Regions from separate parts of the Mus musculus genome. Here all the other regions are linked to region 4. A link is a loop called in an ENCODE intact Hi-C map of the cell type or tissue named here. Cell type or tissue: left cerebral cortex. All regions are shown on one strand. Region 1 has its middle 110 kb from the start of Dpt. Region 2 has its middle 28 kb from the start of Tbx19. Region 3 overlaps Gm51669 (a long non-coding RNA gene). Region 4 overlaps Atp1b1 (ATPase, Na+/K+ transporting, beta 1 polypeptide). Region 5 has its middle 72 kb from the start of Gm26685. Region 6 has its middle 29 kb from the start of 4930568G15Rik. Region 7 has its middle 5.6 kb from the start of Gm32652.

Region 1 (4,000 bases), 230 kb after region 4:
ATCTTTTTGGACACATCTCTATGTCTCCATGTCTGTATCTATGTCTTAAAGCTGCTTATCACGCATTTTAAATGATTTAGATGTGAGCACTACTTTTCTTAAAGTCATTCTCATCTAAGTGATTTTACTCACTCAGTATTCCAAGTCACATTATTTTTCATCCATTCACTTTTAGTCTCTCTAGGTTTTTATATTTAAAACATGCATTTTATAAAGAGTGTAGTGTATGCTTCTTCCATCCCTTGTGATACATTTTATTTTTTAATTCACGTATTAATCTATGCACATTTAGTGTAACGGGTACAATTTCTCATCTTAATACATGCATTTTTCTATTTTAAATGCTTATTTGCTTATTTTTATTATTCCTTGTTTTTTTGTTAATAAACATCTTTATTATTTGTAACTTTCCTTCATTATTCACTTTTAAATATTCTTTCAGTGGTTACCATAGAGACTTACAATATGGTCTTATGACTAAGAGAAATTTGGAGTATTAGCAGCTTTTTGAAAATTCAACGACCTTAGAATATGCTATCATGATAGAACATGCAGCCTTTCTTCTTTCCTGCCACTGATATCATAACTGCAGTTGTACAAATACTTTAAATTCTCCATGTTTGTGATACATGCCTGTCTGTCACATTTCCCAACATACCTCTACTATACCCTCCTTGTCATCCAGTTCTGACATCCCTCTTCCTAAGTATCTTAGACTTCAACTTGTCAAGGAAACTCCTCTGTGGCCACAGATGGTGCTGTGCCCACATTATCTGCTGGACCATTGCTGTGTTGCACTGGCCTCTTTAGGTCCTCACCTCCTCACTGACCACTCTAAATACTAAGATATCCAGAGGCCTGAAACTGGAGATTATTTATATTTTAATGTCTTCTTATTGAATTCAATGCCTGACACTTTGCAAGCACATGTTTAATGGGTAAGTGACACGACAAAGGTTACACCCCCCACCCCTGTCCATTGAATACCCTCTGTGGTATTTTCTAAGTTCTTCTTTGGATCAGTCAAGCATTGACTGAATCTTAGGTCTCTTAGTAATGAGGGGAGCACCTGTGTCACTCTCATTGTACAGATGAATACATTAATGTTCAGAGATTTTATGTTTCTCAAAATCATAAAGCCAGAAAATGGCAAGGCTGAGGTACAGCGTCTAGGCTGACTCTGGAACACAAAGGCTTACCACAAATGCACAGACTAATGGACTTCTTAACATCTGTTGGACCCATTTCCTTCCCACTTTCCATCAATTACCATCTAGAGTTGAACACTGATGACAATGTCATTCCCAGTAGAAGACTTTCTGGATGATGGTCACCCACAGTAAATGCTTATAAATAATCTAGAAAGTAAGTGAAGATACAATTGTTATCATACATAGATCTAGCAAACAAGTACCTGAGTTATTAATATTCCTGAGGTAGGATGAGATTGGAATGGGCTAGATACTCGAACAATATGAAATTCAAATTCTCCTAAAGATCTAGGTGTGAATTAGACTCTTGGAAACAGATTTGAGCTGTTGCAGGCTATTTGTATAGATGGCTTTAAGTATATTCGTTGTGCCTGCTCATTGAACACAATCATGCATATTCTATAGGCACAAGAAAATGCCAGTGTGTTAAGCATGGTGGCCTCCCTTTTCTAAAAAGATAATAAGGATCAAAGCATTATGCACAAGTTCACTGTGACCTGAGGGAGTTAAAGAATCTTCTAGGAGAGATTGACTTCTGAAGAGCGTGCCAAGTAGCACCCCAGAGGCTGCTGAACACCAGGGCACCATTTCCTTCCTCTCAGAAGCCTCTTCTGTGCTGTGCCAAAACTCACATCACTGTAGAATGCGGACGTGACATGCCCGATCCTGAGAGGCAGACACTGTTCTAGGGTAACCTTTTGGAGGCAGCTTCATCTTGCTGCCTGGGAACATGTTTCTTGGCTGTTGCCAAGAACATGGGGAGGAAGTAGGAGGAGCTGTTGGATACCACACGTTGTCTTCATAGTATATTACTTCAATGTCCAATTCTTTTCAGTTTCAGCAGCAGCCTGCCTGGAGTTTCACATTTCAGGTAGTGACTGATGGGACAGGTGGGACTTGCTGCTTCTGGTAAGGAGAGAGGGGTTTATATACTATAGCTGCTATGCAAATTTGCTATGCAAATCTAAAATGCCATTATATCATACATTACATATACTATGATGGGAATAGTAAACGTTGAGTTGCAAAGAAATCATGCATAGCAGCAGGAACAAAACCTAAGATGAAATCGGTTGTGAAAATTGGCTCCCTTAATTTAATTGGAGTTAAGAGAATTTAGAGACCTTGCCTTAACCTAGGGAAATGGGAATGAAAATAGGTTTAGGAGATTAAAGGGAAGGCATTTGGGGATTTATTTAGTAGAAAGAATTAACTCATGGTGTTGTCTACGGTTTGTACAACAGAATGTATTTTCCAAAACACACTAATTCTGCCAGCTAATGTGATCTGAATACCCTGTTTGTACAAGTGAAGAAGTTAGGTATCTAAGCACGGGTCCGTTGTCTATTACCTCTTGTCTAGGAAAGACAGTGTGGGCGAGAAACTGAGACCCGCTCTTCTGGTTCCAAATCCTATTAATGTTTTTCCTGGAATATAGAGTCATTGTTGAAAGTCCTCAGTGTATTTGAATAGGATATGACTATTACGTCATTTCTAGCATGCTGCCTAACTTTAGACCAAAGCACTGGGAACAGAATGACATTCGTGTGGGCTTGAGGGTTTTGTACTGGGCTTGGCACTCTTGTATGGAGGAAGTCATACAAAACTATAACTAGTACCCTGACCTGTACACTGACCACAGGATCCAATATTTCCTATCACTCAGCCTTCCTCTTTCCCCCCTTGGGAGTAGAACAGATTTTGTCAACAAATGTGGTTTGGGCACCGTGCTGGGCACATGGGGAATAGAATAGAGATTTATTGCAAAGCTCTAGATCCCAGGAGCCTGCAAGTGAGACTAATAAATGCCCATGTAGGAAATCTGTGGTGCCAGTTCTCTTAGAAGGGGTGTTTCCAAGAAAGAACAGACCTAAGAAGAGAAACTGCAACAAGCCGGGGACCCTGCCAATGGGCATCAACGAGGAGCTAAGTAGACTGAAGAGGGCAGACACTTATCTCCAAGTGAAGGAACAACATTGGCCAAAGCTTATCAGACACTGGAGCAAGAGAAAAAATGGATTGTTTGACCTCTCTCTTATTAAACATGTGTACAAGTACGTGTGTGTGTGTGTGTGTGTGTGTGTGTGTGTGTGTGCCTGTCTGTCTGTCTGTCTGTCTGTCTATCTGTCTGTCTATCTGTCTGTCTGTCTGTGCATATGCATGTGGAAGCTGGAGGACAACCTTCATGGTAGTTCCTCAGTTAATTCGAATTTGTTTTGTGAGGCAAAGACTCTCATTGGCCTTGAGTTCACCAAACAGGTCAGGCTGGCTTGTTGGCAAGTACTAACAGGCATCTGCCTGTCTCTGCCTCCCCACTAGCACTGGGATTAGAAGCGTAAGCCACCCTGTCAGGCTTCCCCCTCTTTCTTTCATGTGAGTTCTAGGGAAGGAAACTCAGGTACTTAGTCTTGGTTGGTAGATAAGCACATTACTGTCACCCCAGCCCCTAAACAGTTCTTTCACTGGAAGGATTCCTTAAAAAAACCAGACAACTCAAAAGCAGGAACAATGGGAAGAGGTTTTTATCTTTGATGATCCTCCTGCAAATGCTACCTACCCTTGCTCGATATGCCCTTACTGTTGACAAGGATGCTTTTGGAGAGGTGGACCACTCATACTTAGTATATGTGATTCTGAGGGAAGAGAAAGTTGTGGGCAGATAGAAAAGAAGGGTGCAGAGGCGGTAGGTTTCTATCAAACATATTGCCCCATGGGAAGAAGCAGTCCCCAAGATACATGCTCTCCCTGGTCTTTGGAGTCTGGATTCTGTCATTGACCTTCCTCTGGGA
Region 2 (4,000 bases), 680 kb after region 4:
AGGCCCTAAAGCCAACAAAGGAGTGTCATCCAGAGTGTATGAAGAAAAAATTTGGGGGCCTAGAAAAATGAGAAACTTTTCAGAAAAGAGAGAGCTCTGATCATAATAAAACTAAAACAAAATACTCACTCTCAGGTAATGTGAAAATTAAAACAACTGAATAAAACCTTACATAATTCAAAATTGGAAAAAATTAAGAGCCATGTTACGTCATGGACCCAAAATTAGTTACTACTGGGGTTGTGACCAGGTGCAATCAATTTAGGAAACATTGTAACAACAGGTATAGGGGTTAAGGGGCACACACTGAAGGCCGGCTTCTACCCTGAAGTCTCCAGCCTGTGGACACTCACAGGCATTCGCAGCAGACAGCGCAAGGATATTCGCTTCCAGCAGCCATTTGTAACAGAAAACAAGTGGAGCTCAACTCTTTCCAGATGGGTAAAGATAAATATGCTAAGGTTTATCCACAGAACGGAAAGCTTCCTAAAGAAGAATTCTAAAATAATTAAAATTGTGAGGAACAAACACCCTGTCCCACTCCTAACAATTAGCAAAGGAGACTCCAAGTAGTAAGAGCAACCTTGCAAGGTCAGGTGCCATCCACGGTGATCAGTCACATGAATGTGGTGAGCTCAGGAGGGGACAACCTTTCACGTCATCTGCCACTTATATGTATGTGGGTGTATTTTGGCTCTTTATGACCTGTTTAGTTTAAATCTGTTTAAGAGTGTTAAAACACTGCACAGGACATGGGACAAGTTGGGCTGCTGAGATTTTTTTTTTACTATGATTAAATATTAGCTTATTAGGTGAGGGCAGCTAGAGTCCTTAGCAAGGAACAATGTTTTATGCTCAATGTATTTGGACCTAGGCTGACTTAAGCCATTCTTATTTTGAAAATTGACACTCATTTTTTATTTTTTATTTTTTTACAAAATGATAGTTATATTGAGGTCTATAAACATGTATGCTATTTTAAAGTATCCGTTGAAGGAGCTGGAGACATGGCTTAGTACTTAGAAGGTCCTCACATAGAGGACCAGAGTTTGGCTGCCAGCATCTGTATCCAGTATCTCACAACCACCTGTAACTCCAGCTCCAGAGAATATGATGCCCTCTTCTGGCATCCATGGGCATCTCCCTACATCTACAACCCACACATGACAACTTCACATATATGCACCATTGAATTGATTTTTTAAAAAATTAAAGAGGAGGAAGAGAGGAGGAGAGAACTGGAAATGACCAAAGATTTTTGTCATCCTTCCAAAATAATGAGTTCTCCTTTCATAGCTTCATTGATGTTGGACATACACAAACACACAGAAACACACACACACACACACACACACACACACACACACACAAGCTTGCCTACTTTCTGGGCCAGAAGCAAAGGACTTCCTTGTCAGCCTAGGCAGCTCATAGCCCATATTCTCATTAGTTCTCCTGCCTTCAAAATCCCATAAGGGTGTTGCAGAGCGTACCAGGTAAATGCTATATCCGCAGTGGGTTTATGTCACAGCTGAGGGGCCTCTTAATCACGCACGCATGTGCATGGGTGCACTCGTGTATAGTGTGTGTGTGTGTGTGTGTGTGTGTGTGTGTGTGTGTATGCGCGCCCGTGTGTGTCAACGTTCAGCATAAAGCCCAGCACCCTTTTGGAAGGCCAGGCCTTACTGGATAAGCTCCAGTGCTGTAACTTGCATGACTCAGCAAATCTAAATTTTGATCCGTTATGCGACATCTCATCCTTTGTGGGTCATGCTGTAAGCCTGGGGTTTTACAGCTTGACAAAAAGACATTCTTAAGGACACAGGTAAATGTTCCTAGGGCTCAGGGTGCAAACAAGGGTTTGGGGGTGCTTCCAATAAAACTGAGATAAACATACAGGGTTGACTGCAATACAACAGCTGCAGTGGCTGAGTCTGTCTCCTTCCAAAAACAAGTGTGTTGAGCAATAGCCCCACCTACAGACGGCTTCTGGAACTGCAGCAGTAAGAACATGGCTTCTGGTAGCTTTCTACTCCTTTTCCTCTCCTCTACTTTTCTGGTTTGTTTTCTTTTGGTTTTCCAGACAGGGTTTCTCTGTGTAGCCCTGACTCCTAGAACTCGCTCTGTAAACCAGGCTGGCCTCGAACTCACAGAAATCCTCCTGCCTCTGCCTCCTGTGTGCTGGGACTAAAGGTGTGCTCCACCACCTCTAGAAAGACAAGTATTATCTTGTTCACCACCACCCTGGAGGCTGGCTCACCAAACAGTGACCTCACGTGGCACTGGCCTCCCCATCCAAAGTCTCATCAGGACAAATGCAAAGCTTTTCTCCCACTTAAACCCTTTAAAGTTCTTAAAGCGCTCTGAATGTTTTGCCGGCAATACAGTTTTTGCTAAGTGACAAGAGTACATTTTTATAATCTATCCCAAGATCAATCACCTCTTTTCTACTTATAATTAATATTTGCAAGCTTCACTAAGCAGGCTCTGAGATCACATTTCCATTAATAATCTAAATTATAAAGAATTCAAATCCCATAGTCTACGGTTCCAGGAAATTCAGTTTTTTACCAGAACCTGCCCCAAAGGGATTCTAGGAGACAGTTTTTTCCTGCCATGTAAGTCCTTCCTGGAACCAGCCATCTGCCACCAGGTCCCTTATATCTGCAACCCCTGAGGCTCTGCTCAGACGGCCATCTCTCTGCTTCCTCTAACAAGTGTATTCCCAGGAGCCGGCCCTTTGCTTTATTAGAGTATCCCTAGAGACCCGAGTTGACATGGTGAGAAGCTAAGGGAAGTACCTCCAGAGTCATGTGACCGCCCCTGCTTGGGTCCCCTCCCAATACAGCAATGACACCGAGTTGTGTGCAGGGATGTGTAACTGTCATCAGAGACCTGAGTCTAGCTTCCTAGTAGCTGTATGGCTTCAGGAAGCCCAGCTTTCTGAATCTCCCTCCTCATCTGTACAATGGAGAGTGAGCTGGCAGCTTCTAGGCCACAAAAGAACTTACACACCAATATTCAAAAAGCGGCATCAGACCAGATGCTCACTAACCAAGTAAACGATAGTATGAACACAGTGCAAGTTTATAGGACCGAATATCGTCTGCACAGAAAGGAACAGGCATGCTGCAGTGCCCTGCATCAATGAACTGGGATGCTGGTGTGTCCTGCATCAGGGGATGCTGGTGTGTCCTATATCAATGAACATGCATGTTGGTGTGTCCAGCATCAATGAACCTCTAAGGTTATACACTGAGTAAAAGAAGCTACCCAGGAAAGTCACCAAAGTCACATGAATTCGTGTCCATGAAGCATCCAGGATGGGGAAGTCTATAGAGGAAGTACACTCATAGCTGCCTGGGGCTGGGAGTTGTAGAGAAACCGGAAGGGAGCAGGGATGACAACCAATACAAGTAAGTTATCTTTATAGGCTGATGAAGATGGCTTATAATTAAATGGTGCTTGTTCAACTCTGTAAATATGCTTTAAAAACCTATAAACTGAAGCCAGCAAGAGGGCTGGGTAAGTGAAGGTGCTTGGTGGCAAGTCTACTGATCCCCACCACCACATACATACATACATACATACATACATACATATAAATAAACATAATTTAAAAATTAAATATCACTAACTTAAACGCTTTAAATTCGTAACGTTTCTGCTTTGCAAATTAGAAATTAATAGAGCCATTTAAAATGCTAAGTACCTTTCAAACGTATTTAGTTTGATAATGCATGCAAAGTACTTAACACAGTAGTGTCACAGAGTAAGTGCTCGATAAACATTAGCAATTCAACTCAGTAGTCCAACGTCAAGACATTTCAGAGAGTCGTTCTTCCTCCCCCCACCCCCTGAAACAATGGTACCTCAATCTCTGGGCTCAACAACTAAAACCTAATCTTGTAAGCCTTATTTAAATCCTACTCCTCCAATGGTGAATCCTTGTGGATCCGCCATGATACCGGGAAACTCTAGCAGCTACATCTTACCCCTCTGC
Region 3 (4,000 bases), 580 kb after region 4:
CCTGCATTTGCATATTTGAGCTGAAAGGAAAACAGACTCTGACAGTTGTTCTTAGTACACAATGAACTTGATAGGTAACCATGTTGACTTCCATGTCCTCCTCAACATCTGGCCCTACACAGCAGGTACTCTTGACAGCTAATGATCGCTGATAACAGTAATGACCAGATCTTTTAGGTAAAGGTGCAAAGTTATACACACACACACACACACACACACACACACACACACACACACACTCACACACACCACCATCATCAGCACCACCACCATCACCATCGCCACCACCACCACCATCACCACCATCACCACCACTACCACCACCACCATCACCACCATCACCACCACCACCACCATCACCATCACTACCACCACCACCATCACCACCACTACCACCACCACCATCACCACCACTACCACCACCACCATCACCATCACCACCACTACCACCACCACCATCACCACCACCAGTTCCTTCATCACTACCACCCATGAGCCATGATGCCTTTCCACTCTATTAAACTTTTTTCAGTGCTTCCAGGAGCAAAAGACAAGGTCACTCTGTCTCTCCACTAGAACTTAGCTGACTGAACTTGTCCTCAAAGCTAGAAGATGTGAACTTCAGTAGGAGACATTCAGGGCTGGCTCACCAGCTACATAAAGAGCACACACATGAGCGCACACACACACATATTACTGCACAATGTGCATCAGCTTCGGCTCCCATGGTTTCCTCAGTGGGCTGGGTCACTGTGAGCATCAACACTGACCATGGGACTAGAAGTGCAGAATTCCCATGATTCTTCTCCCTGCCTTATATATTTTCTCTTCCAAACAATTCACTCTTAATAATCCCTTGTGTGTGCACACTCTACCCCATACACACACACACACACACACACACACACACACACCAGTAATTAATCACAATCAACTGTGGAGCACTGATAAGTGATCTGCCTGAAGCCAAGTGACCTTACCAGCTCCATCACTTCTACTTCAGTGGACACTTCCCCTCACATGGAATTGTTTGGTGACATTCATGGAGCAAAGGGCATCTTTTAATTTGTCCTGAAAGTGAACCTAATATAAGGTGTTTCCCATATCCAACATCTCTCAAATGAAGCCCCATTCTTCTGGGCAAGAAGGGTCTTCCAGGATCTTACCATCCTTGCATCTCCCATCAGGGGACATATCTCACTCAACATGGCACATCAAATCCCAAGTCTCTCACCTTTCTATATGGCCTATGATAAGTATATCATGTTTTTGTTCTGTGTGTGTGATATGTACATCTATGTGTGTATGTGTGTGTTTTATGTATGTCCAGGTGTGTGTGTGTGTCTGTGTGTCTGTGTGTCTGTGTGTCTGTGTGTGTCTGTGCCTGTGTGTGTCTGTGTGTCTGTGTCTGTGTCTGTGTCTGTGTCTGTGTCTGTGTCTGTGTCTGTGTCTGTGTCTGTGTCTGTGTCTGTGTCTGTGTCTGTGTCTGTGTCTGTGTCTGTGTGTGTTTAAGCCAGACATTGGTGCTAAGTATCCTCCTTGATTACTCTCTACCTTATACACTGAGACAAAGTTTCTCACTTGAACCCAGAACTCAACAATTCAACTAGTTTAGTTAGAATTTTTACTCCAGGAATCCTCTTTCTCTGCCTCCCAAGCATCACTGAGGTAGGTAGGTCTCCACACACACACACCCAGTGTTTACATGGATGCTAAGAATCCAAATTCCTCCCATTCTCATCTTTATTCAGCAAGCGCTTTACCTCTGGGCCAGCTCCCAGTTCCCTGTGGCAGTAAACTTACCATACTGAGAGGCCACGTGGCTCTCCTGCATCACAGTCTAAAGCCTAGAAAGGTACAGAAGGTGTCTTTAGCTGAGGACTAATTACCTTTTAGAAACACAGTCACTGTGAGAAGGTCATAGGAAGGGACCACGCCTATCCAAGCTCATCAGTAGCCCAAGCCCAGGTAGGGCCTCTGAGTGTGTTCAGGCCCTAGGATGCTTACATCTGGCCAACAGTTATGAGCAGAGAATTTTTGTCCTGTTCTTCTTGAGTACCTAAAGCCTGCCAAGTCCTTAGAGTGGTTGTGTCCATCCCCTGCTCAGTCTGAAGGCAAGCTGCAGGCAGCCATCTGTTCCAGGAGAAAGAGTGCCACCTGCTGTCTCTGAACCCTCTCTGCCTGAAGCAGATAGATAGATAGATAGATAGATAGATAGATAGATAGATAGATAGATAGATAGATTCAACGCTTACTAGTTGAAAGTTGTAACCTCTCACTTGTTTGCTTTTTTCTTTCTTTCTACTTTATTTTGAGAAAAGGCCCAGTGAACTGCTGGTTCACCTTCAAACTCACGATCCATTTCATGCTGGCTTGGCTAACAGGCATACCCTATGACACCTCTCCACCCCCACTCCCACCCACCCCCAGATAAGGACTTTATTTCCAATCACGTCTAATAAACAGATGAGATGTAGAGTAAATGGTTTTGCAGCCAGTTCGGGTCCCTGGTGTTTCTGGGTGGTCATTTTTTTGAAACAAAAGAAAGCAGATCCAGTTGTGGTCTCTACTTGTCCTTGCTGTTACCCCACCGCTGATAAAGGACCTCGAGAGCAGAGGTGCAACTGATTAGGTTTGGACAGGAAACACATACACACAATGCCTCGATTTCTACCAGAAGAGGCGTCACAGCCCGCAGAGCCTCATGGGACCACTGTAACTCACACTCAATGTCTGTAAGGTGGGAATAATAAAAAGGATTTACTTATGGAAAATCCTCATGTCATTGAGGATTAAATTTCACATGTCATAAGGAAGCTATCTGCTGAACACAACAGCCACTCTTTCTAGAAGCCTCACCTCTACCACAGATCTGTGCTCCTTCCTCACTTGGCCCTCAGTGTTGTAACAGAGCCTACATTTACTGGGAATGGTGATTTAATTAGTTAGGGAAGTGATTTCATAAAGCAAGCTGTTGATGGCAACAGAAGAGAACAGAAAGGAAAAAAGCCCTCAAGGAAATCGACAGGTGCTCAGCTAAAACGCAGGAGTAATGATTTGGAGAAGGAGCCAGGGACTGAGTGCCAGTGGGGGCAGGTTTCCTTTCAAAGCCTGGGAGGCAAGGGAGAATCTCATTATTTCATTTCGGTAGGAAATGGTCATGAGGCAGAACATGGGCTCTGTGTTCTGCTCACAGGTCTTATCCATGCAGCTTTGTCCATGGACATTGGGCCAATTTCCTCTTTGAAAAAGGAAGGCAGAGTTACTGTCCTAGAAGGGTACCAGCTCCAACCCACCCTCCCAGGCTCTTTGCAAGCTCTGCCTGCCAAAGGATGCTTGTCATGTGTACTTTTCCAACCTGCACAGAGCCAGCAAGTGGCTGAGACTTCCTGTGCGGGTCCTAGGTTGGCAATGTGAAGGTGACAGCTCACCCCAAGCCCCAGGGCAGAAAGAGGCCACGGGAGAAGGCACTTCTGCCACAGAACGTGTACCTCCCTTCAGGGTTCATCTTATCTTCTGATGACGAGCAAGCAAAGGCAACTAGTCTCTCTGTGGGTGTAGTTGTCACGCACACTTGGCAGGGAGGGGGATTTAGGAGAATGTTCACTCTCATGCCCAGGCCACCCTGTACACTGGAGCACCAGAACTTTCTTTGCTAGACATCAAGGACATCTGTTAGCTAGGCAGTGAGCAGGGGGTCTAGCAGGTAAGCCATCTGGACACACTCAGAAGGGGTGAGTCTGTTTTCTCATCAACTACATGGCTTCATTGCCCACTAACACCCTAAATAAGCAAAGATAGTCATTGAGCAGAATGCTGATGCCAACTAGGATAGCAACGTGTATGAAGCAATGAAGCTTGCAGGTGCTTTTAAGGGGGACTCTCAGCTCTCACAGCGTCAGTCTACAATATCGTCCTGTTTTGCCAGAATCAAACAACGGTGAAATGACTTCATGACAAGGCACGGGCAGACATTGACATTCTTCAGCATGAAACAGAG
Region 4 (4,000 bases):
AAATACAGGTGGAGCTCTCTTTAACAAGTCACTGTCTACAAAGCACTATCTTTTTCTTCAAGGACACAGGGCGGCAACTGGAACCAATCAAACATACAAAGGAAACCCTATGGTACAAATGGCCGCCATTTTTACCTTATCATCTGACCAGCAGAGTAAGGACTGCTTGTGTAAGCTACATTTTTCTTTTCTTCACAGAAGAAGAAACAAGAAGAAGTTAACAGAAGGCAGGCTGAAATAGCTACAAATAAACTTTAAAAATAAAAAAGCAAGCAAGCAAGCAAGCAAGCAAAAAACACCCTGAACCACCGTGAAGCCGGTAGACTGGAATAAGGCTATCAGTTACTGGTATACAAGGATTAGCTCCCTGATTAGCAGCCTAGTAACAGGCTGTACTAGGCACTAGGCATTGCCTGGCTGTCCTGAGCCAGTCAAACAACACATCTAGAAGGGAAAAGTGGAAGCAATAGATCTGTAAGGTTATCAGAAACATGATTGCGGGGGGGGGGGGGGGGGGGGGGCGCACAGGTTCCTCCTAAAGGGTTTCTGAAAAAACGCTACAGGGTGAAGGGACTATTGAAAAGGCGTATGTGTACATGCTGGTAGGGGGCCAGGAGTGGAGTGGGCACACAAGCTGTGGAAATGAGCCACACAGCCTTCTCCATACATGGAAAAACACCAACTTTCCCCTCAGGAATCCATACTTCAAGACAGCAGTGTTCTGGAGCTATTGAAACGAACCAGAACACACATAAAATCCCACACAAAACGCTGAACCTCATCCCTTGTCTCCCCTACATAAAGATGAAAGCAAAGATGAGAAGAGAGGAGGCTGCATCTTCTAGAACCACAGCCCCCATTCTGTCCCTTCCTCCTGGCAGGGCAAGGGTTAAGTGCTGCGTTTGGTATCCAGGCAGCGGTAGGCTAATGGCAAGCCTGTGACGTCAAGGGATCTGGAAAATTTTTTCCGGCGAAGAGGTACAGAGTTGGTATAACCCAGTCGGTGAGCGAGAGAGCCCCTGGAGAGCCTGGCTTCTCGGCTGCTGTCCTGTCCTGTTGCCCTTCCAGTGCCACCCTGGGTGCTCTCAGCCACATTTGCCTCAACAACTACAACCCTTCTGCTCATATCCTGGACTCCTAAGAAGGCACAGGACTGAGGCTACTGTTTAAAAGACAAATTGATGGAAAAATTAGTCATTTTACAAGCGCAATGATTAAGCTCAAGAACATATACACCCTTTCCACTCTGAGCACAGAATACCAAAGCTGGGTGAGGGATTGTGTTGCTGCCGCACAGGACTTGGTAAACCTGTCACTGCAGTAAAGTCATTTGGTTAGACAGAGCGCAGCACGCATATCTAGTGAGCTCGGGCAATGTTCTCCCCAAGACCAAGGCTACCAGTGGCACGGAGAAACACATACAAAGACTAGGTTAGTGCCACCAACCAGCTGGGTGACATGATGTTGGAGGCTGGGTTATCGGCTTTGAAGGCATTTTGTATTCTTTAAAACAAATTTTCTTTTCCTTCTATAATTAAAGAACAAGGAGCACGAGGAATTTTGCCTATATATATATATATATATATAAATGGAATATAAGGCGAAATAAATATATATATATATATTCTTTAAGATGCCAAAAATAGGGTTTTAAAAAGTGACCTGGAAAACCAATGGCAAATATAAAAACCTACCAACACATGGATAAACTTAATGAAAAGGTAGAAAGCACAAAGTGATTTTTGTAAGTTGTGATCTCTCCAGCAGGTGACAGGCTCGAGCCTCCTGCCGTCCATCTTGGTGAAAAATCTACCTATAAGCAAAACGGAGCCAAGGGCATCGTGCCCTGGTCCCAAGGGCATCCATGTTGGGCCCAGAGCTGGAAAGGGGGCATCTCTCTCTCTATGACATAGGAACTTCTCTGTCATTTCTTACATTGTGAAAGGGGCACAGATAGGATTGCACAAAACACAAACTGGGTTTCGAGCTCAGCACCCACAAAATGGAAGATGAGTTGCGGCAGCTGCTTCCTAAGTCCGTGGGTATCACTACCTTGCTGGATGTGACCCTCAAGACCACACAGGCTCATTCTCTCTCCCTGTCTGATACAGAAGGGCTGTCCCATTAAATGTCGCTTTAAAGAACAAGCTGTTCCATACTGCCTTCCTTACCCTCTAAAGCAAATATTATTCAAAGAAGGAGTGTGAGATTGGAATGAGGAAAAGAAAGATGTTTTAAGAAGTGGAAAAACACTAGAGGGCAAATTTCACAAGGTCCCTGGCGTCAGTGCCACCCCCTTGGTCCTGTGATGCTGCTGCAGGGGCCAGACCACCAGGGAAAGCAGCCCTAGCCAACGTGGGAGGAGGGGCCAATTCCGCAGTGCACCTCCTAGGCCTCCTAGCTGAGTTACAAAGAGTTGCTAGGAAATAGCCCAGGCTGGTCATCCTTTACAAACCTCACATCTCTTCAGGTCTCTCCTTCCACGTTACAGAAACACGGGTATGCTACGGGCATACTCCCATGGAAGGACAGTCTCCACAAATAAAATGGAATATAAGGCGAAATAAAAAGCCATCCATTTAAGACTCCATTTTCCCATGGCTCAGGGATGCCTATGCTCCCTGGTAATACCGTGGAATGAATGAGGCGTCACCTTCATAACCTTGAAGAATGATGCATTATTAACCCTTTATTTTTGAGAGGCTCCCTAACTGCATTTTTTTTTTCTTTAGGAGGAAAAAAAATCATACATCCCAGCTTCTTCCTTTTCAAAATGTCAGCCAAGCGCTCTTTTCCCTGACTCATTCTCCAGTCTATTTCCATAGACCCTCCCCACACAGGAACGCAGCATCGCATCGTTAGTTTTCAGGGTTCCCTTAGTTCCTGCAATGCTGCTGCTATAGGGGTGGGAGGGGGAAGGAGGCGAGAGAGAAGGTAGAGGAGCTGGTGGTGATGGTGATACTGGAGAAGGAGGGGGGCAGTGATGCAGCAGAGGGGAGTTCCCTCCCTCCCTTCCGCAGTCACGACTCATGGATTTGTCTACAACTATGCCCTTCAAAATGACCTTAAAAAAAAAAACCTAGTACCTTTCCAGTGTAAGGAGGTAAAAAACAAACACGGTATGTAATTTTCAATGGGGTATGAGGGGGAGTCCAGCCAAGGAAGCAACAGGCTGCATGAAATGCTCTAATATAACCTGTTTCTTCGTTTGTATCATGAAGAGCTTAAAAACACCATGTCTAGCCAAGGCTTAAAAAACGAGCCATGAATGGAGCTCACTGGGCCATTTCTGGGCTGTGATGACTGCAATGTGTGAGGACTGCAGTGTGGATGCATTTCTTCTCCCCGTTCCTATCCATTCTAGATACATTTCTAGACTGGAAGAATGATGCTATCTATCGCAGCATCGTCTGCATTAGAACAGGTACGCTCGTGAGTTCTGCTCACGGCCCCAAATCTCGTTTTTCTAAGGTCTTGGGAGATGGAAAGGGAGGGTACATACATAGGCTCCTGGAACCTGACCGAATTTCCCAGGAGGAAAGGCTTAGGAAACGAAGATCCCTACCATACCCAAAACCCTAGCTCCAGCTCCCCACCCGAGGCGCATCCTGGGGACCCCCCACATTTGTCACTGGATGCCAAGCCCAGGGCCGCACGCTCCTAGCAGCTCCTACCACCCACTCCCTAACACCCTGGTCAGCCCCGCGGGCGCCGAACTGTCCGCAGTGCTCGCGTACAGACGCGCCTCCTAAGAAAAGCCAAGGCGCCGACGGCAGAGCCGCGGAGCGCGTACTTACACCAACTACCACCGGTCCTGCCCAAAAACTCCTTCTTCTCCGAGTTCCAGATGAATTTCTTCCAGCTGCCTTCCTCCTTGGCTTTTCCGCGGGCCATGGTGTCTGCTCAGCAGTGGCGGCCGAGGCCGAGGGAGGGCGAGTGCGGCGCGCGCCCTGGGCGTCCTCGCGGCGGCTGCTCGGTGTCCCCGCGGCCCGGCTCTGTC
Region 5 (4,000 bases), 120 kb after region 4:
ACACACTCGAATTTCCTAGGTCTATCTTACCTGGATTTCCTGGATTATGTAAGTAACACAATCCTATGGGATAGGTAATTCAGAGATTGATATAAAGCTGACTAAGTATTCACCCCTGTAGGGCTTCTCCATGATTGTCACTCATAAGTATTCATGAGCTTGGAGACCCTGGAGAAAATGTGCTATATGAGAGAGGCATAGAACTGAGAAAATGCTGTACAGCTACAACATTAAAGCATAGAGTTTGTCTTTCAAAGTTCAGCGATTTTTAACTTTTTTCTCAGCTAAGCATCTTTAGCTAATTATCTTTGCGATTTCTTTGGTTGTCTGCATTCGCTCTCTGCAGCTCATTCATTTCCTGTTTCGCTCCGCATCTTGTTGTTTACCTGGTTTTGCCTCCTCTGGGTGGGGCTCTTCCATTAACTGTCAAAGCATAGAAATGTCCCCTGCCTTGTGGAGGTTACAAGCTAGGGTTTCAATATCACCACTGGTATTTGTGATAAGGGGAAGGACCTAAATTGACCACCACAGATTTCAGCCACAAGATTTCTTTAATACCAGGTTTTAACTAAGTAGATTAGGAGCAAGTTGAAGGGATCACTAAAGAATTAAATGATCGATGAAACAAATATAGGGGCATTGTTTTCTGTAATTAGTTCAATAATGGAAACAGAATAAGTGTTATGATCATTATAACCAAATTTCAAGATGATTATATACTAAAAGAATAAAAATGAAAAGCAAAGTAGATTTCCTTTAATTTTTCTTAGACGCAGGCGGACAAAATGGTCTGTAAGTGTAAGAAAAAAGATGCATGATGCTTTTGGAAGGAAGAAAAATGAATAAGCAATTATGAAGAACATAAGGTATTTGATTGTTCTAATAGATGAAGGAAGGAAGGTGGAGAAGAAACACTCAAGGCCCCCCACCCCTGTGTGTGTGTGTGTGTGTGTGTGAGAGAGAGAGAGAGAGAGAGAGATAGCACTTTATATCTAAGCAACCTTGTAACCAATATCATCAATGAGAAGTGGTTTGGGAGATTAGGAAATTATAAGGCTCCTATCCTTAAGTCAGTCATTTGAAAAAGAGTTCTAAATACCCAATTTGGATGCATACAGCCAAGCAGAAATGGTCAAAGGGAGTCAGGACAGAATCTTTGCAGCATAGGCCTCAGCCTGCTCAGAATGCTCAATGTTATCTGCATAAAACTTGCAGGATAGACCCCAGGAGAGCAGCAGCACTAGCTGGATGTTTGCTAAAAATTAATATTTTTACTATAGTCTTCCCAGTACTAGGGTCTCTGTTCCCATGGTTGCATTCCTAGTGGAAGTCAGGACGATAAACATAAGTTACAAGATGAGTGAGGAGGAAGGACTGGGAAGCGGGGTGGCGGTGGGGGGGGGTGGCGCTGGGTAGCACACCTGCATCATAGAAGAGAAGCCACTTAAAATCAAGTGTTTATAAAACACTACCCATTCAAAGTCAAGCCAAAACAAGTGAAAACAAAAAATACATCTGGCTGCTGGACTGGGAGTTGGTTTGCCCAGGCTTACCTTAAGCCTTTTGCAGAATCTCCACCCTGTAAGACAATCTAGTCCTAGCAGGAATGGACTGGGTTTGCTGTGGACTCATGGATGGGTGACTATGCCAGGTTCTCTGAGAAACTGTGATAGGAGGTGTTGGGTGTTGGGGTGATTTTTAATGGACTCTCTCTGGTTCTCTGCCCACAGTGGCTTCTGCTGACTTCCTTTCTGCTAAAGGCTGCTCCGAACTTAGGATGGCCCTGTTCCGTGTGTCCTTTAACCTCAGAGTTTGTGTTGGAAGTGGTGGTACCATTCGGTGGAGAGTGGGTGTTTGCTTTTGTTCAGCTCAAGTCTGTTGAGCATGACCAAATTCTAAGTCACTTGCTAAGAGATCCAAATCTCTCTCTCTCTCTGTGTGTGGCTGTCTGTCTCTTTGTGTGTTTGTGTGTGTGCGCGCGTGTGCAAGTGGGAGAGAGAGAGAGAGAGAGAGAGAGAGAGAGAGAGGCTTTTTTCAAATAAACCATTTTTCAGAACAGATAGCCCCCTTTCCTCCTAGACAATGCAGAGGCTCATGAAAACACCCTTCTGCATCCAATTATCATCCTGGGCAATTTAAGTCCACTTTTTCTATACCACTAGCATTCTCTCCAGCCTCACACTGACTCTGGCTCTGCTGGCTAGCCACTCAATCATATACCTGCTGTGTGTAGATCTGTGCTTAGTCATCAAAGGTGGGTGTTTGTGTATAAGAGGAAAACAAAAGAGTCTAGCGAAACAGGACATGCATTCAAAGAGCTGCCAGGGACCTAGGACAGTACAGGACAAAATGTTGGCTTGTGAGGACAAGGCCCTGGGTGCTTTAGGTGGAGAGAAGAGATGAGGCAAAAGGGTTTGAGATCACAGAAGACCCTGTGGCAGACCCTGTGGCACTTCCTTTAAAACTATGGATTGAACCTAACACCTTAAGCTTGCCAGGCAGGTGCACTGGCACTGAGCTACATGCTGTTCCCATGGCTTCACACTGCATAATTCTCATTTGATTTGTGGATTATGTTGCCTTTATTATTATTTTTAAATAATTAACACTTAGGCTCTTTTCTTTCTAGGCCCACGCTTTTACTTTTCCTGGGATAATTTAATTCTTTTTTCTACTTTCATATAATACTGGCTTCTGGGGGCGTGGCTCAGGAGGAGAGCATTTGTCAGGCATGCTCAAAGACCCGAATTCCATTCCCATCATTGTAATAATGGCAATAATGCTATGCCCTAAACTTTTCTGTATATCATTATTTTCATATAACATATTCAATACAGCCTACCCAGTATTTTATCACATAGATTTACCATTTTCTAACTAAAGCCATAGTGTGTGTGTGTGTGTGTGTGTGTGTGTGTGTGAAATCTGACATTTGTTTGTGTCATCCCTCGTCCTTACTCAAGCCCTTGCCAGTTGAGTTCCCACCCGTCCCAATATCCTCTGTTCTGTTTCTATATCACAGGAGTCTTATCATTCGCCCTTCTTCTTCTTCTTCTTCTTCTTTTCCTATCTCTCATGTTTCCTTTTATAGTTTCATGGCTTATACATACATGCATAACTGTGTCTGCCTATGAGAGGACATACGATATTTTTCTTTACTAATGTAATTTCCAGATTCCTTCATTTCCCTTGAAATTTCGTAATTTTATGTTTTTTTGTTTTGTTTTGTTTTGTTTTATAGCTGAATAAAATCCCATTCTGTCTACGCCCCGATCTTTCATTATCCGTTCATCTGTTCATGAGCATCTAGGCTGGTTCCATTTCCTTGCTGTGTGAATAGAGAAGCAGTAAACAATGTTGTGGGATCTCTGTGGAAGGCTATGAGGTCTTTTATGTGACCCTTGAGGAGTGGGACAGCAGGGTCGGACAAGAGCTCCATTTTAAACGTTTTTGAGAACCGCCATGGTGATTTCCATAATGGCTACGCCAGTTGCCCCTTGTCCCAGCAGTGAATAAGGTTCACCCTTTCCCCAGACACTTGATGTCCTTTATTTTCTTGATAATAGCCACTTGGACTGGGGTGAGACAGAATCTCAAAGCGGTTTTAATTTGCATTTCCCTGAAGTCCAGCCAGACTTAAATAGCTAGTGCTGGGTTTCAGATACAGCAATGGAGGTTTTACTCTGTTCATTTTCGAGGACTTAAAGGATTGAAAGACACTGTCTCTCTAACGACTGATGCTGAAGCTTAGGTTAAAGACACCACACAAGTGGGACATGTATTGTAAGAGGGGTGAGACGTGCAATCAATGTCTGTCCACGGCCAGATAGAGAGTGTCACGAATCCTTTCTCTAGCAGGCTGCTTTCAGAAGGCAAGAGAACCCAGTTGAACACTCTGGATTATTTTGAAAGCCTAGGCAAACAGCACATTTGAGAACCGAATCGGCCTCCGTTTGTTCAAGGGATGGTGGGTGGCTTCAGCTGCCTAGGAAACAGGCTT
Region 6 (4,000 bases), 670 kb after region 4:
ACTTATCTTGCCAAGGCTTTGTCTTTCTTGACAAGTGTACACCCAGCGCCTAATTGGATTAAATTGCAACAATGTAAGCCATCCAAGAAACTCGCAGCCTTCCTAACCAGAAAGCCTTCCTGCTGCTCCCGGGCAGTGTGTCTTTCTTGACTTCTTGAAGTCTCTCACGCCACCCCACCCTCACCCTAAGCATCATGGAAGAAGCAGCGGGCGCTTCCTGCGATGTCTGCACCAGAGAGAGGAGTCTGAGATAGATTTGCATGGGCTGGGGGCTGTGCTGACCCAGAACGAGAAGCTAAATTCTCTCATCCCAACAGCCTGGATGCGGAGAAGGTAAGGGAGACGGGAGGACTCAGAACACAGATACTGTCACCCCACTTCACAAGGACACCCCGAAAGCTGTCCACACAGAGCCATACAGAGGGAAAAACGGGGCTCCAGCACTTTCCTGCCCTTAGGAGAGGGAGAATGGGAGAGAGAAGAAGCATCTGCCAGCAGCTGCCCTGCTTCCTGTCCATGGCAAAAGGCCTTTTGTGTTGGTTCCTTGGAGCCTCTGAATCCTGTGACTAAGCCAGCCATCAAGCAAGCTGAAGCACTGGTCTTCAGCAAGAACACTTCTGTGAGGTGACAGCTTTAACCGGCATGGCCTGGCTTCTTAAAAGACTTTGACACCAGGGTTTTGGTTTGTGTTTGTTTTTTAATCTTGCTGGAATAGCAGCTTATACAGGGAGGAAGCAGGGATGGTGGGGGCGGGGCGAGGGGGGGAGGTAAGGATGATATGGGATGGGAATGAATAGGGTGGAGCTCCCAACTTCTAAGGACTTGGTGGTCTGTGCCGCTTTGTCTCTGGACGCCGACCCCAGATTTCCAGAGCCTTAGCAGACTTGTACTTCCTGTGTCCCAATCCTTTCTTCTCCCTCTGGGAGGCAGCCGTGCAACAGGGCTATTATGTATGGCGTTTGCATCCGTTCAACCCACCACCTCCCCAAGGAGCAGAGGGGCCCCAGAACCTCTCATCCTGGATTAGAATACTGCTCCACCCCCTCGTCCTGACACCTGCCTGGGATTCACTTAGTCTCGGCAAGAACTCCCAAATTCCAAATTCCAAAGCCGAGTCTTCATGTTCTTCCCTGCCAAGAAGGCAGAGAGGGGCTCTGAAAGCCACACCCTGGGCTTCTGGCATGTCTTTCCTATACTGAATTGTCAGCAGTAAAGCACCTGGTCCATTACTGAATTAACAGTCTCCCCAAAGATGCTTCATACAGAAGTGGTGGTTTGCTTTGGGGATCTGTTTATTGGTTTTTTGGTTTTTTTTTTGTTTGTTTGTTTGTTTGTTTTGTTTTTAACCTAACCTAAACCAGAACACAGTTCTCATCCAGGCTGTACCAGTTAACTCCACAACCTTAAAGCTGCGAGCCTTATATGGATGGTGATTTCTCTAAAAAGGAAAATTATGCTGCATCACTTTTCTTTCTATCTTTTTTTTTTTTTTTTTTTTTTTTTTTTTTTTTAAGTTCTGCAGCAGGAGGCCTTTACGCAATGCGGGATGTTGGCGAGCCGGGCTTTTGCTGCCCCCTCGTGGCGGCGAGTGTGTATCGGTTTAGAGGCTGCAACTGCGGTAGCTTAGCGGGCAATGCGGTGGGCATAGATGATTTTGTGCAGAGTTCTGAGGAACATGGTTGGCTCTGGTTCAAGGGTGAGAATTACACATTTACAGCTGGGTCTAATGCCTTCCCAGCTACCCATCACCAGGGCAGGCCAGGTTCAGCAGATCTTAGAGGATCCTACCTAGATCACGTAAACCTAGTACCCGCTTCCTCACAGGGCGCCCTCCCTGACCACTACGTCGGGGAGGAAGAGGCACGGAACAGATAGTGTGCTTTTTCTCAGGCCCTACAGTCTCCCGCGGAAAGCAAACGGCTCCAAAACCTAAGCTGTAGAGGGAGAGAAAGAGGTCTCCACTCGAGCCCTGACATGCACACCGCGAAGACTCCGTGCCCGACTTTTCCCCGTCGAGGGCCTGGAGAGAACCCCCTCAACCACCTAAAAGCAAACACGAATAAGAAATTGGTGATGGTGATGACGATGACGATGACGATGATGATGATTTCGCTGAAAATTAGTCCGAGGATTACTGGCTGTCCTCTGTGACACAGAGCCCCAGCTTAGGGACATTCGCACAAGACCTCCCCCAGACTTTTAATAACCAAGCTATGAACTTCCATTCCTCAGAAGGATAGGGGGCAGGACGTTGGATCAATTTGGTTTACCACGAACCGGGAGTTAATGAATAAACCGATTCCCTTTTTTGAGAAAGTAATTTTTGGCCCGGACTGCTCTTGGAACTTCCCTGTGGCCTGTGCTTCTGTTAATGTGTAAGAAGATACTGAGTTGGGCTTCTCATATTCGCTGTGGTATATGCTGTTACAGTTTAATAAAGTACCATGTGGTAGAATTTCATTCAAAAATTTTTTCCACAGATTTATCCCAGGGAATCTAAGAGTCAAGTCCTGGAGAAAGTCTTGTTTAGGTTGACCACACACAGAGAGGGGATGTGAGGTGTCCACTTAAATGGCACCCAAAAATATCAAAGCTTAGTGTCTGGAGGAGATAGATGTGGATGGTGGGATGGCTCAGTGGGTAAATGCAAGTCTGATGATCTGAGTTCAATTCCCAGAACCCTCCTAAAAATGGGAGGAAGGAACTGACTTCACAGATTTGTAGATGGTGGTAGATGTTCTACTGAGTACAACCACAGAAGAAACATGTCTGCAAGCAACACTCAGCCCTGGACCAGCACAGAGAAAAGGGAGGACCCACGTTGACTGGAACCCTGGAAATTGTGTCACAGGAGAGACTCTGAGGACGCTGAATGCCCTGGCTTCATTTCTGGTGCTGTGACAAAAGCAGACTGACAGAGAGCAGTTCAGCTGGGAAAGGGTTTCTTTCTGTTCAAACTCCCAGTCACATCACAGTCACAACCAACAACTGAGAAAAAGAAATGTGTGCATGATCCCTCGCTAGGCGCAGCATGATTTAGCCACTCTTCGGTCAAGGTTGGCTTGGGTATGTGTATTTGGCAGGAGAGTATGTTCCCTGGAGAACAAAGGCTCCCGGAGGCCACTGTACCCCGGGTAGCTGGAGTTGCAGGCAGGTGTGAGCCAACCTGGTATGGATGCTGGGATCTAAACTCCACTCCTTTGTTGTTAACCACTGGGCAATCTTCCCAGCCCCAAGAGCTCCACTCGGAAACAGTTTAGGGCTCCTGCCTAAGACATGGTGCCGCCCACAGTGAGCTGAGAGTTCCACATCAATTAAGTTACATAAGACAGGTCCCTCACAGATACACCACTGGCCAAGCCATGGTAAATAACCTCCCGTTGACATACTCTTCCCAGTTGATTATAGGTTGTCGAAATGGCAGAGCTAACTACGACACCCAGCAAAGAAGAATGAAGACTCGTGGGAAACTGAAGACATGTGCTCACCATGTAGAAGGTTATCGTGCAATAATTGCTTTGGCTTTGCTTGAGACAGGGTAACCCAAGCTAACTTTGAACTCACTAGGTAGCCAAAGGTAACCTTGAACTTCTGATCCTCCTCCCTCCACAAACATGTGCCCCTACTGAAGGGTTTCTGTAATGGCTGGAGAGAGAAGCCAGGGTGCGCTAGGCAAGCACCCTACCAACTGAGCTATGTCCCCAGCCCTGGATAGGAATAACTCTGAAGCAATTAGAAGAAAAACTCAAGATAAAACAAACTTACCTAATTTTATTTAGCTAAGGAAGGCTTCGTGAGAGCGGCTGTACTGACTATCAGAAGTCTAGAGCGCTCTGCTGCCACAGTCTTGGCAGCTGGCCTCGACAGGCAGGGCACAGACACAAGACAGAAAAAAACACATTTGACTGATTAAAGTGGAAAAAGCCAACTTAGAAGTGGGGGGGGGCTTTTTTTAGCCTTTTTATTTATTGGTGTGTGTGTATGTACGTGTATATAATGT
Region 7 (4,000 bases), 450 kb after region 4:
GCCCGTACCCGGGGCTGCCCACATTCGCTTCTGTGCTTTGGAGGATGAGAGTTAGATTATCTGACACAGTTATCATGTATGTACACCTTGTGCCCTCCATCCCCCATCTCTAGGTTTCTTTCTTTGCTTCCTGAGATTTGGGTGAGTTTTTTATTCTTCTTTCATCACAGAAAAGTGGTGAAGCAAACTCCCAGGCTCACAACTCACCCGCTACCTCAGTGTTGACTCTCAGATCAATTGATCCCCACACAGAGGCACGCGGCTGGAAAAGAAAGTAATGTGTGGGAACTTACAGCCATTTGAAGTCCAAGATGAATTTTAAGCATCTTGAAACTGTAATCTATGTCAAAGAGAAAGCAGGCTATATAATTAAAGGAAAGGGGAAAATAGCCCGCATCCACACCACTGTGTTTACTACATAATGGGCATTCCAGGAAAAAAGGAAACCAAGAGTCATCTGAGAACAGATACCACATCTTGCACTCCCATGATTCTAGAATAGATACTTCTATTTTTTTCCTTTCTATCTGTTCTTTATTTAACTTTTCTCATTTTTAGTTGAAAAAAAATGATCACTTGGAATGAAGACCGCCTTCCTCAGCCTTCTGTGAAGCTGAGTCTAGCAAGAAGACTACACTTGGAGATTGCATGTGCGACTTCTGAAAAATGCCCTTGGGGATAGAAAATGAAAACCCTGGGTTCCAAGGATTTCTCAGCAGCCTTGGTCTGAATGACCCCTAATTTATACTGCTAGGGAAAAAAACAGAAAACTCAACTCTCAGTTTGAGTCACTAGTACTCTGGACTTACACATAAACCTATCCCTCAATGATAGACCTCTTCAGTATCTAGGGGGAAAACACGTTCAGTCATTCAACACTTGAAGTTATGATAACACAATCAACTAAGCAATTATTCAGACATATTGTCTTTTTCATATTTTTGGAAGGTCAGGTGGTTCTGATTCTCAAACATATGCCCACACATATGTAAGAACAGACATTATTCATACTAGTATGGTTAGCAAGGCAGAATGAGGAACACACACACAGAGTGGTGTCTATATAGATGAGTAAGGTTTAGGCAGTGCAGAATATACCTATCCAAGGAACAAGTTCAAGAATTGTCATTGATTGCTGAAGGATGGATCACTGCATCCTTTGGGATCAACTTGCTAAGAATACACATCACAATTTTAAAATGATTCCTCTTTGTTATACAGTATTTTTTCAGAGATCTGCTCTAATGAAATCGTGTGGGGCAAAGAGTGATACTCAAAACTTTCATTGAAGGACTAGGTAGGGAGATAGTTTCTGCATTTAAGGATTCACTCAATACACACATCTGTCAGAAGTGTGGGACTGGCAGCTAGCTGGCATCCTCCTTCCCCAGGAGTTGGCTTTCATGAAGAAAGAAATAAGAGGATGGGAACAGTATTGAAAAGAGAAGATGGCAGGCTGGGGGCTGGTGAGATGGCTCAGTGGGTAAGAGCACCCGACTGCTCTTCCGAAGGTCCGAAGTTCAAATCCCAGCAACCACATGGTGGCTCACAACCATCTGTAATGATCGACTCCCTCTTCTGGAGTGTCTGAAGACAGCTCAGTGTACTTATATACAATAAAAATAAATAAATCTTTAAAAAAAAAAGAAGAAGAAGATGGCAGGCAGCAAGGCACCTGCCTCCAACCCAGACCATAGTGCAGTCTTCCTACAACAGAGAGAGAATTACCTAGAGTCCAAAGGATTTAGTCCCTATAATAAGGTAGTGTTGCCCAGTGCTCGGGGATGGAAGAAAGGCAGTGTAGAGAAGTCTTCATCTGGAGAATGAAGCTCAGTTTGGTTTAACACTGCTGGATGGAGATATGCATTGGCAACCCTGAGATCTGCAGCTAAGAGAAGATGAAGAGGCCCTGTAGGGAGACAAGCCACAGTGGTGGGCCACAGTTGCAGTGGCAGTGAGCAGGTGCTGCCCCCAAGTGGTTCTGCAGACAGCGGGCATGCTTACAGGGCCAGAAACCTCAACAGGTCACTCCAAAACTGGCTTGGACTTCCTGGTATATAAGTCAAAAGGGATGTGCTGCTAAGGCATATGCAGATGGGGCAAGCCAACTAAATGTTTTGTAACAGATGCTCTAACCTAGGTGCACGATGGGGGTGCGGGGTGGGGGGCTGCTCTGTGAATCACGATTGGCCTCATAATCTGTGCGTCAATTTCCTTCCCTAGTCTCCTCAGCATTCTCCTGTGCCATCATTTCTCACATTTCCAGGGCACAAGTGTCCCTTTGAGTGTAATCAAAAGGTGGTACGTTGTGAGGTTCACGAGGCAGAAGGACCGCAGGCTGCTGTTGCTCTCACAGGAGAATCTACTCACGTGTATGCGTGTCAGTGCAGGACTGCCGTGGGCTTTGACCAGAAGCTCGCAGGTCCAGCAGTCCGCTGTGCTCAGCTAGAGAGGAAGTTTCTGCAGTATTTGTGTATCTTAATTTAAGCTCTTCCTGACCATTGCTCCCGTCATTGTTTATTGTTTGAGAATCTCATACGTGTTTTCTGGTCAAATCCACACTGCCTCCCCTTCTTTCCAGTTCCTCCTCAGTCCCTCAGTTCTGTTCTGTCTCAGCTCCGCACGCTCTTTTCTTAAGCCCACTAAGTCCTCAGTGATACACGGATGTGCACGCGTGTGGATGGAACATGTGTTGCCCCTCTGGGGCTGCATCCCTAAAGAAAACTGTCTCTCCCCCGACTTCCCCCAGCAGCCACTTAGCCAATAGCTCCTCAGTAAGGCTAGGTAGGGTGAGAGACCTCAAGAATTCCTGCCAATGCATGCCAGGAGTTCAGCCATCTTGGTCTTGGCAGGTCTTCTGCATGCAGCCACAATTGATATGAGTTCTTGCTCTCAATGGCACTATCATGTCCTACAACTACTGTTTTGCTACAGGTGTCCATTACCTCTGGTTCTTATCATCTTTATACACACACACCCTTGTGACGTAGCTATTAAATTTGGAGATGAATACTCCATAGTCTCTGTATTTATTCCCTGTGGGTTGACAAGTTCTCCGTATAGTCAACATGTACTGAATAAAGAGTTTCTGAGAGGCTCTATGACCATACCGTTAAGAACTTAGGGAGCAGTTTATTATTATGTCTACTTCAGAGAATAGTATGGGAGGCCAATACAGCTATTGCATAAACGCCCCATCTCTGTGTGAATTCATGACTTAAAACATAAATGCATGGAGTCTGATTTTGTAACCAGAGGCAGACAACACTGGCTAATGTTTATGCACCTGAGCCACCGTGATTCAAATGCCGTGTGTGTTTATGTGTAATGAAATATTAAACAAGGCCCCATGAAATCTTCCTTATCCCAGTTTCTTCTTCATATGTAAAATGGATTGATAAATGCACCTATTTCACAGGACTGTCACATAGATCAAATCAATGATATATGTGAGTGTATGTCTGTCTGTAACATATATGTGTGTATAAATAAAACCACAAATAAACAAATGTAAGGTGCCAGAATTGAATATTACAAAGTTAAAATATGACATTAGATACAAGAAAGAAAAATACATATGCATCCTAATCTTAGCTATCTTGTGTAAGTATATCAATATCTTGGGATATATATATATATATCCAACACAACATCTTCAGCAATACATTTTCTCACTAAGTAATGAGTTTCCAGACAATCTCATTTTCTTTAGTACATTCTTTTGTAATTTTCTAATTATCTACAATGAGCTTAAAAGTGCTAGTATACAGAAAGCAAAAATGTAATGTTCTAAAATGGCTTACAGGAAGTCACATAAGTATAAAATTCAATACCGGGATGCATTCACAAATCCAAAGCCTCCTGAAAAGAAACCCACCCAACCAACTCTGTTTCCTCATCATGGAGATTGTACCGTCTCCATAAAATACTTTCCCCAGCAAGCGAAGAGCAAGTAAATATTGTTCCAGGTCTAAGAATGACAAAGCCCCAACTCAGGGAA

Evidence for each region. Peaks named below come from ENCODE experiments on the same cell type or tissue, not always from the same donor. Only the 100,000 strongest peaks of a DNase experiment are listed, where the experiment ranks them.
Region 1: a loop joins it to region 4, with 6 times the contacts of the local background. A loop is called at or near these places in 11 of 42 quality-filtered maps.
Region 2: a loop joins it to region 4, with 4 times the contacts of the local background. A loop is called at or near these places in 8 of 42 quality-filtered maps.
Region 3: it touches region 4 in a loop (6-fold over the local background); 7 of 42 quality-filtered maps call a loop at or near these places.
Region 5: a loop joins it to region 4, with 5 times the contacts of the local background. A loop is called at or near these places in 8 of 42 quality-filtered maps.
Region 6: a loop joins it to region 4, with 4 times the contacts of the local background. A loop is called at or near these places in 10 of 42 quality-filtered maps.
Region 7: a loop joins it to region 4, with 6 times the contacts of the local background. A loop is called at or near these places in 17 of 42 quality-filtered maps.

Annotation. Positions count from the first base shown.
Region 1 is chr1:164,679,907-164,683,906 of GRCm38, forward strand. No RefSeq gene overlaps it. Among named protein-coding and RNA genes, the nearest start is that of Dpt, 110 kb to the right of the region's middle. In left cerebral cortex, no CTCF peak of the experiment used is centred here; DNase peaks (open chromatin) are centred at 1,936, 2,763 and 3,603; H3K27ac peaks cover 2,771 bases.
Region 2 is chr1:165,130,710-165,134,709 of GRCm38, forward strand. No RefSeq gene overlaps it. Among named protein-coding and RNA genes, the nearest start is that of Tbx19, 28 kb to the right of the region's middle. In left cerebral cortex, CTCF peaks have their summits at 1,140 (motif pointing left) and 1,982; a DNase peak (open chromatin) is centred at 1,952; H3K27ac peaks cover 286 bases.
Region 3 is chr1:165,033,772-165,037,771 of GRCm38, forward strand. The region is part of intron 5 of Gm51669 (a long non-coding RNA gene); the gene reads right to left. Among named protein-coding and RNA genes, the nearest start is that of Gm51669, 25 kb to the right of the region's middle. In left cerebral cortex, a CTCF peak has its summit at 2,159 (motif pointing left); DNase peaks (open chromatin) are centred at 2,114, 2,617, 3,030 and 3,532; H3K27ac peaks cover 1,098 bases.
Region 4 is chr1:164,453,964-164,457,963 of GRCm38, forward strand. Atp1b1 (ATPase, Na+/K+ transporting, beta 1 polypeptide) reads right to left here. Exons shown (of 6, transcript NM_009721.6): 1 at 3,798-4,000. The coding sequence starts at 3,894. Among named protein-coding and RNA genes, the nearest start is that of Atp1b1, 2.4 kb to the right of the region's middle. In left cerebral cortex, a CTCF peak has its summit at 1,755; DNase peaks (open chromatin) are centred at 372, 960, 1,351, 1,849 and 5 more places; H3K4me3 peaks cover 4,000 bases; H3K27ac peaks cover 4,000 bases.
Region 5 is chr1:164,573,458-164,577,457 of GRCm38, forward strand. No RefSeq gene overlaps it. Among named protein-coding and RNA genes, the nearest start is that of Gm26685, 72 kb to the left of the region's middle. In left cerebral cortex, no CTCF peak of the experiment used is centred here; DNase peaks (open chromatin) are centred at 2,320 and 3,945; H3K27ac peaks cover 786 bases.
Region 6 is chr1:165,118,970-165,122,969 of GRCm38, forward strand. No RefSeq gene overlaps it. Among named protein-coding and RNA genes, the nearest start is that of 4930568G15Rik, 29 kb to the left of the region's middle. In left cerebral cortex, a CTCF peak has its summit at 1,584 (motif pointing left); DNase peaks (open chromatin) are centred at 583, 1,058 and 1,566; H3K4me3 peaks cover 357 bases; H3K27ac peaks cover 827 bases.
Region 7 is chr1:164,903,283-164,907,282 of GRCm38, forward strand. No RefSeq gene overlaps it. Among named protein-coding and RNA genes, the nearest start is that of Gm32652, 5.6 kb to the left of the region's middle. In left cerebral cortex, a CTCF peak has its summit at 1,962 (motif pointing left); DNase peaks (open chromatin) are centred at 350, 537 and 1,935.